Linked DNA regions of Mus musculus: all the other regions are linked to region 3. Evidence: chromatin contacts called from ENCODE POLR2A ChIA-PET data. All regions are on one chromosome and are shown on one strand. The core of a region is the stretch at or near the end of the contact, and the rest is flanking DNA. Distances in the headings are between cores, read along the strand shown.

What was found. ChIA-PET counts read pairs that join two places held with the same protein, here RNA polymerase II (POLR2A).
Region 1: POLR2A ChIA-PET joins it to region 3 with 11 read pairs in embryonic stem cell. The contact joins the promoter of Ppie here to the promoter of Cap1 in region 3. POLR2A ChIA-PET finds 5 or more read pairs at or near these places in 3 of 5 experiments (Patski and embryonic stem cell).
Region 2: POLR2A ChIA-PET joins it to region 3 with 21 read pairs in Patski. The contact joins the promoter of Trit1 here to the promoter of Cap1 in region 3. POLR2A ChIA-PET finds 5 or more read pairs at or near these places in 3 of 5 experiments (Patski and embryonic stem cell).

What each region holds. Positions count from the first base shown.
Region 1 is chr4:123,138,626-123,141,485 of GRCm38, reverse strand. It overlaps Ppie (peptidylprolyl isomerase E (cyclophilin E)), which reads left to right and starts at 1,535. Exons shown (of 10, transcript NM_019489.6): 1 at 1,535-1,584; 2 at 2,522-2,620. The coding sequence starts at 1,554.
Region 2 is chr4:123,015,057-123,017,978 of GRCm38, reverse strand. Trit1 (tRNA isopentenyltransferase 1) reads right to left here and starts at 1,386. Exons shown (of 11, transcript NM_025873.3): 1 at 1,196-1,386. The coding sequence starts at 1,369.
Region 3 is chr4:122,884,542-122,887,548 of GRCm38, reverse strand. Cap1 (CAP, adenylate cyclase-associated protein 1 (yeast)) reads left to right here and starts at 1,473. Exons shown (of 13, transcript NM_001358035.1): 1 at 1,473-1,735.

The sequences.
Region 1 (2,860 bases), core at 286-2,785, 250 kb before region 3:
GAAGGGACCCGCACACAGTGTTCCCTCTTGAACACTGGGTTAGGCACAAACCACACTCAAACACCTATTTCCATAGAGAGATCCTTTACTGAGCAGGGGAAAGTGACTGTTCTCCGCTCAGGCAGACAGCAGCAGCAAATGACCTTGTGGGTGTGATGTTTTTTTAAGAGGAAAAAGAGGGGAATCTGTGATAGAATGGCTAGGATGTGGTGGTCATGTTTTGGTTGACCGTATTAATTAGGGTAGGCCAAGGGGGGATTTGACTGTTGTAGTGGCTATTTCTGGTTGTCAACTTGACTATATCTGGAATGAACTACAATCCAGAATTGGAAGGCTCATCAGTGACCCTAATCTGGAGGCTGAGAGATAGAAGTTTCTGACCTGGATCTCAGTATGGAGATCTTGAGGCATAGTGGCTATGGATTTCAGAAGATTAAGACAGGGAGATCAAAGATTAAGATTAAATTCCTTTACTATATAGAGACTACCCACAGTTCTGTGACTCTAGAGAACCCTGACTAATACAATTGTTGAACTTTAATACTTTGATAGCTGGACCTTGGTGATCATCCTCAGGAGGAGGCCAAATAAGGGAATAGACCTTATTTGGCCTACGGCTAGCTTTAGGAATATAACCCTGTTTGTTTGTTTGTTTATTAGCAAGGCAGAGGGAATGGGGAGAAGGACAAGGCCTGCCACACCTGTGCTTACCAAGCTTGGGCCTGCTAGAGCCCTTTAACAATACAGCAAAGCTTCCTGTGGTGGTATATGCTTTTAGTCCCAACCCTCAGGAAGAGATCTCTGTAAGTTCAAGGTCAGCCTGGTTTACATAGTGAATTCCAAGATATTCAGGACTACATAGGAAGATCCAGTCTCAAAATAAATACATAAAATAAAACTTGTTAAATTTCTATTTGAGGTAGGTTGGTGGTATTCAATTGGGATTTCAGCACTGGGGAGGCTGAGATCTGGAAGGCATAGTGGGATACTCTAACAAGCAAACAAATGTGATCCTACTGTTTTGTACTGCTATTGAGAACCTATAAATTTAAATATTACGTTAGAACAAGAGTATAGCAAACACTTTGCCCAAAGGGCCAGATGGTAAAATATCAATGGCCGTGGGAGGAACAGGTCTCTTCCCTTTGTAACATGAAAGCAGCCAGACAATAGAAAAGGAACGGATGTGGCTATACTCTAACAATTAAACTTCGTGATATTGAAATTTTAATTTCATATAATTTTCATCTCTCAAGAAATATTGTCGATCCTTCGCCTCACCCCGGTTCAAAGTGTAAAAACCGTTCTTGGCTCCCGAATTGGCCAAAAACAGCTGCCTGGACAGCCCGGACCATAGTGTGTTGGTAATGGTTCAATTGCCGTTAATATCTAGGTTGATCAGACCAAGGTTTGTTTCCTTCCAGCTCTGGGAGCTACAGCCAAGAAGGGGCGGAGCCTGCAGCCGCACAAAGACCCGCCCCGACCTAAGGGGAGGGGCGACGGCGAGGGGGCCGGCCGAGTGCCGGCTTCCGGCGGAAACGGGCGCGAGCAAGATGGCCACCACCAAGCGTGTGCTGTACGTGGGTGAGCAGGCGCGGGAGCTAGACTTAGTCTGAGCAATGTGGGAAAGGGGGAAAGCAGCCGGGGTCTATGGAGGGCTTGCTGGGCCTGAGGGTGTGAGCCCGAGATGGAAGGACAATTCCGGCGACCTTCCTAGTCCACTAAGCGCACAGGAACCCCGACGAGTGACAAGAATTTTGGGCTTCCAAATCCCTCCCGCCCATTCGTTTTACAAACATTCAGTGCGGAATGGCTGGATCTCTGCCCTAAAGGAGGAGTTACCAGACTATCTAGGAGAAAGTGGGAAATAACCTACACACCCTAGCGTTGTAATAGGGACTAACAATGATGACAGGAACTTGGGTGAGGGCAAACTTTCTGTTGCCGGGACGCAGAAGTTGAGCAGGAGTTGGGCAAAGAGTCAGAGTAGAGGCAAAGCTGTTCGCTGCACCGGAGCCGAAGCTCAAAGGCGTAAAAGAGCCTGGCGCCTAGGGGCAGCTGGGTCATTTTTCGAGAAACTCAGGGAAATTGGGGAAAACAAAATGGAAGATACAAGAGAGATCGGCGAGAGTCGGATGATAACCCTGTGTACACTACCAAGGAGCTCTCACTTTATCTTGAGGACAGTGACATTTAAGACTTTGAAGTCTAAGAGAACCGATGGATTCATTTCCACTTATATTTGGTTGGGGGGGGGCGGTTGGAGGAAGGAATTGAGGCAGAGAGGTCAGTTACAAAGCTTTCACAAGAGTTGGAGATCGAATCAGAACTGTTTAAAAGGAGATTGAAGAAAGGAAAGTAGTGTGGGTAGGCTGTAGAGAGAGATGTTTGTGTAGACAAAGGACTGGATGGAAAGATCCCTCCCTTTGCCTGTCATACCAGTGACAGGCAAAGTCCCTGGTGTGCAGGGACCTCTGAGTGTGTAGGACAGCGGCTCAGAAGGTCCTTGGCTCATTTGCAGGCGGGCTGGCAGAAGAGGTGGACGACAAGGTTCTTCATGCTGCATTTATCCCCTTTGGAGACATCACAGATATTCAAATTCCTCTGGACTATGAAACAGGTGGGTCATTTGAGTGTCTTTAACGCTCATTACCCTCCGATAGGGAAAGAATTAAAGTCACATTCCAGTTCTAAATTTACATTCTTAAGTTCTAGTAGAATTCTTGCCCACCATATGAGGCTTTGGTTTCAGTTCCCAGCACTAATCACACAGAGACACACACAGAGGGGCAGAGACACACACAGAGACACACACAGAGGGGCAGAGGGGCAGAGACACACACAGAGACACACACAGAGA
Region 2 (2,922 bases), core at 137-2,636, 130 kb before region 3:
GTTAACATATTTTTTAAACACTTGTAATAAGTGCTTCACATATATTTCATTTAATGATCACAAGGTTGTTTTTTATATTCTTCCTATTTTAGCAAAGGAACAAAGGTATCTTTGTTCATGTAGCAAAAAGTTGGGGGAAAAAAAATCTGGCTGAGATTCAGTTCAAGCTAAACTCTTTATCTCCCTAAGCTGGCACAAAGCAGGCTGCAAACAACTATTTGTTACATTACCTTACCTTTTAGTATAAGCTGATGATCTTATCATGGAAAAATAAATTATGAGGGTAGAAACAATGTCAGGAGCCTTATGAGGTAAAGTGGGGCAAAGAATTAATTACTAATTTTAGGTTACTAACCATGAGTTCTGCGACTGGTTGTATATGTTCGACACCTTTGAACATGCCTAACAGCTGTTGTAATTCTTCTCACATTCACCCAAAATGTCACCTACTCTCTAGCTCAAATGCTCCTACATCCCCGAAAGTCCTCTCGCAAAGAGGACAAAAGGATTAAAAAACAAAAACAAATAAACAAAAAAGCCCTCAGGTTCAGCCAATATTTACCACAATGTCTGACCTTCGAGCTGGCCTCCCTCTCTCCACTGTAACACTCCAATGTCTCACTTATTAAATACTTTAGCCTTGTGATTGTGGGGCAAATGACATTTCCTCCACTTTACAAATATAATATTCAAGTAAAGGGCACTGTTGATCTGAAGTCACGAAGCCAGTGGCTGCCTCTGACTGCTCTAGTGCCCAAGAAGACACTCACAGGTGGCATCTGACTTACCTTGGGCTAGAATTAGAATTATGGCAAAATTTGGGAATAATTAACTTACTGAAATTCACCGGATGTCAACCTTAAACGTTCCACTATCTCTCCTCCATTTATTTGCAATGTGCCACGCACAAGGTCACTTCACCTCCCCAGCCCCCAACATTTTTATCCATAAATGAAACTGTTGGTACTATCTACGAAAGAGTAATGGCCTGAGAAGTTACTTAGCGATCACAGGACACAATGGACACTGTCTGCCATTGGAATGGGTACCTAGCAGGTGTGGGTTCCTTTCATCTGGATCCCCATACGCCTCGAGGTTCACCCACTACAGCCACGCGACAGGGTGTCCCCTAGTCCAGAGGCCCGCACGCGACCTCCAGGGTTCCCAGGCCCCCGGGCCAAGCACGCTGCCATACCTGCATGGAGTCGGCGCTGACGATCTCGCCGCCGAGCCGCTGGCCTAACTGCAGAGCCAGGGTGGACTTGCCAGTCCCAGTAGCCCCGAGAATCACTACAAGTGGCAGTGTTCGCCGCAGGCCTCGGAATCCAGAGCTCACAGGAACTGCTCGTGCAGCAGCCGCAGCCGCCATCTTGAAGGCATCTGAGCATGCGCCGAAGCAGCTGTCCCCATGGCAACAGTCAGTGCGCCGGCGCGGATCTCCGGCTCAGAACGCGGGGAGGGTGGAAAGGAGGAAACTGTGGGACAAAGGTACCAAGCTTAGGAGGCCCATGACGTAACTGCCTTCGACTAGCTGAGATTAGCCCACCGACTTGCTTTCTCAAAGGAGAGATGGCAGCCCATCTAAAATATTTCTGTCTACATTGCGTCCAGGCACCCAATTCTTTTTCCTCATAGCATTAATTCAAGAATAAAACTGTATAACTGGCCTCTGGTTTATTGTCTGAGTTCTACCACAGGCTGTTAATTTCACAAAGACAAGAAGCACATTCTGACTAGTTCATTGCTGAGTCTCCTGTGCCTAGCACAGGCACCCACCAATGATTAAATGGACAGAGAAACGACTTGCCTACCTTAGCGTTGGATTTAATAAGCTCAGAGAGTGTCCGATTCTCAGTCATTCTTCAAAATCAGATCTGTCCAATTCTCAGTCAAGAGCATGGCTCTAATGTTTGAATTCCACACTCATTTAGACACAATCAGAAAGCAGGACAAAGCTCTGCGTTGGCATAAAGCAGTCAAGAGATAGGCTTAAAAGCAAAAGAACAAGCAAGTGAATGACAACCCAAAAATTAGAAGAGGAAGCAGAAGAAAATCAAAGGGTAAAGCAGATACAAGTGAGGGAAAGAAAAATCAGAATCAAGGATGGCCAGACTTCAAGATTCCACACACCACTTTGAGAAATGGCTTTAAGAATCCAGAGAGATGGTTTAACATGTAAAGTTGCTGGCAGCCAGATCTGATGACCTGAGTTCAATCTCCAGGATCCGCATGTGGAAGGAGAGAGCTGATGCTGACCTCTGTACACACACACACACACACACACACACACACACACACACACACACCACACACACTGAAGTTTAAAATTAAGAAAGAATGGTTATGGAACCCGATGAACCTAGATTCAAATTCCAGCTCTCAGACTTATCAGCTGAGAGCTGATTAATTCTCATCAGAATTAATTCCATTAGCAGCATTTTTTTTTCTCTTTGTCTGAAGACTGAACCCAGGCCCCCCCTGGGTGCTGAATATACACTCTAGCACTGAGCTGAGCACACTTCAGACCCTTACTTCACCTCTTAACCTCAGCAATTTTATCTTTCCATTCTTCCAAGGATTGCCATAAGGAAAAGGTGAAATAATGTCTGGAAAGTGCTTGCTTCAAATGCACTGGCACATAACAACCACCATTTGTTAAACAGTTTGTGTTATTATAATTGTACAATCCCATCTGCCTCCCTAAATAAGTAAGAGCAAAAGCCTAAGGGCAGAGAATCTTTCAATAACGTGTAAAGATGCTTAAATACCCCTTCTGCTAACCTCTAGCTAGTTGGGCAGTTTAAGGGGTCTGAGGATGCAGGTTTAGTGGTAGAGCATTTGCTTAGTCAGCATGAGGCTCTGGGTTCAGTCAGCACTTGGGATGGGGGCGGGGGCATAAGTGCTTTTTCTCTGAGACTGCTT
Region 3 (3,007 bases), core at 224-2,723:
GTAGACCAGGCTGGCCTTGAACTCACAAAATCAACCTGCCTCTGCTTCCCGGGTGCTGGAACTAAAGGTGAGCATTACCACACCTGCCCCTGAAATGAACATATTATAAACGGATGATTTTTGTGCCATAATTTGGTATGTTGTCATTTCTGTTTTAAACAAACTGGGAGTCATAAACTGGGGGAGGCCAGTAAATTGTCCAAAGCACCTTGATCAAAGTCGGGACGCTAGTAAAGGGCTCGGAGTCAGGAATGGAACAACTTACGTCTACAACCAGAGGCACCCAATGCCTCAAATGTTCCCAGATCTATCTATCACTGGGGATGATTAAATTCATTGGTTCTAAGACAGTCAAATGCGTGCTCTGTTTAAAGTTTCAACATCTACTTTGTGACCTTGGCAAGTTATTCAGCTTCCTCATTTGAAGCTCCGAGGATGTAATGGTACCTACCGCAGAGAGTTGCTATTAGGATTAAATGAAAATGGTTTGAGCGCTCAGCACAAGCCTGGCATGTAGTCAGCGCACAGTAAATGGTAGCTATTATTACATGAACTGTATTTGTTGAATGATTGACTCTGGCATATAACACCTGCATTCAACTTGAACGCGGAGTTGTCAGTCATCCAGTCGAAGGGGTAGGAACCATAGCACAGCACTCGCCAATTTTTTTTCTAGAAATAAATCTTTGTGGGAGGATAATGACCGGTTGGAAAGTGTTAAGTCCGGAGGAAACAAAGACGCGATCCCCCGTCTAAGAAGCAGGGAGGCGAAGACTGCCCTGCAGGCTGCAGTTACAGCTCTGAATCGCACACGGGCTCATTAGCAGCCAGCTGGGCATACATAGCTTGGGGCGATGAAGCCTCAAAAGCAAGATTTTTAAGGAATGGGACAAGATCTCCTTTAATTTTGCTCATTTCATTTCAGGGACCACACCCTACAGGGTGGGAGGAAGAACTCCGAAGCCTGAGGCGGAAGCTTAAGCACAGCCACGGACCTGACCATCTATGGTCACAAAACGCACAGAGCAAACAGGAAGTGGGGCGCGAGTGGAAGATTTTCTCCACCTTCCCAGCCCTAGCCTCGGAATCGAGCGAGGGCGAGCATGCCCAGACGCTCAAAGCCTACTCTATTAGCCTCCGCGACCGAGTCCATTGCTTTTCTGTACTACAGACAGGGAAACCAAGGCTTGCACGCCCAGCCAGGGGCGAAATTTGGTCCCGGTCCCCCCAACCACCAGACACTGGGTCTCAGAGCCTTCTAGCCCCACTGTTGTTCCCTGAACCTCTTCCGGACTGAGGCTAAAAACGTAACGACCTCAGTCTCCGAGCACAAATTGACAAAACAAGCAGCCACTCAGCTGTCTTCCTTTGAGGAGGTGGGGCTTGGTTAGGAACTCCAGCTCCTTATTGGTCTGGGCCTCGGGGCGTGACCAACCGTGGACACGCCCCTTCCCCGAGTTTTCCTCCCCCACCTCCCTTGGAGGCGGAGCCCTTTTCCAAACGCTCCTAAGCCAGATTCTCTCTCCGGTGGCGGGGAATGAGGGCGGAGTCACGAGCGGAGCGGCCAAACTTCTTCCTCTCCCCCGGGCTAGCGTTACAGCCAGTGGTTCATTTCCGGTGGGGGTGCCGCGCCCAGTGAGGGCCCGGAAGTGGGTCGCGCGAAGACCGCTGGGCGGTTCTTGCCGGAAGTGGAGAGCGGCTGATCGCAGTCCGGAGGTGAGGCGGAACTCTTAAGGTGAGGGTTGGTGGTTGGATAAGGATTGGGATGGTCTTTGGGGCCCACCGGGTCCTGGCCGTTAGTAAAGGCTGTGCTAGCCTACGCGCGTTTGAGGAGTCTTGCTGAAAGGCCGGGGTTTGGGCCCTTCGGCCATCCCGGGCTCCTGGGTGCGGTCTCTTGAGGTGGGGCTGGGGTACCAGATTGAACCAGGAGGTCTTGGGGAAGCCACTTTCTCCTTGATTTCGCAGCTCTGCCTATCAGCCTCCGCGGAGGCCTGATTCCTAAAGGCATCCTAACCAACTGAATGGACCCTGGGAGACCTTAGAATTTCCTCCTGACCGGGTCTTGTTCCCATTACTCGGATGGGTAACTTGATCTCGGAGAAGAAAAGAATCTGGTTTTAGAGAGAGGTTTCCAGTCCTAGATCCTTCCTTTCCTTGGAACCTCTCTAACTTTCGATCTGGGCAGCTGCAGGTTAAAGGCTATCTGGTAGTAGAACTAAAAAAAAAAAAAAAGTTAAAAATTTGGAATGCCTGTTAAATTTAAGGTAGGCTAGTAAGCCCTGCGTTTACGTTCAGTGAGCTCCCCTTACTCTTAGACTGCCACTGTTCACTCGCAATCCAAGCTAACTTTATGGGAGGTGCTGTCCACTTCTGGATCTGAAGTCAGATGATTCAGGTTGGGTCTGGCACAGTTGCCAAGTGCCTGTGGTCGTAGGATCGCTGTGTTTATTCTGTGTTGGCAACATGGAAAATGTCATCGAATACAGCTTTGAAAAGTCTAGTCATTGCCCCCATCGAGTTAGCAGTGAAAGACAGTTAAGAAATAGTTACAAATGTGGTGAGGGTGCTGTGGAAGGACGCAGCAAGGGAGTCAGAAGCGTTTTGAAAGATCAAGAGGGTGTGTGTGTGTGTGTGTGTGTGTGTGTGTGTGAGAGAGAGAGAGAGAGAGAGAGAGAGAGAGAGAGAGAATATATTAGATAGAGGTTAGTTAGTATCAGAACTGTCAGCTGTAGCTCTTTGTACTGCTTTCCCTTGAAGTGAAAATCCAGGGTTAGAACAGCACGTTCATCATCTGCCAAGCATTTATTGGACCTCAGTATGTGTGAAAACATTTTAGCTTAGGCACTTAGCCCTTCTGGCTAGGAATACACTTGTTCTCTGGTGATATGTACAGTATGGGAGGAACCGGCAAATCAAGGGTGGTTGAGTGTGTGCACTGTGTGAACACAGAGCTACTGAGAACAGGAGAAATATCTGAACCACAGTTCTAGGCAACAATGAGGGACTT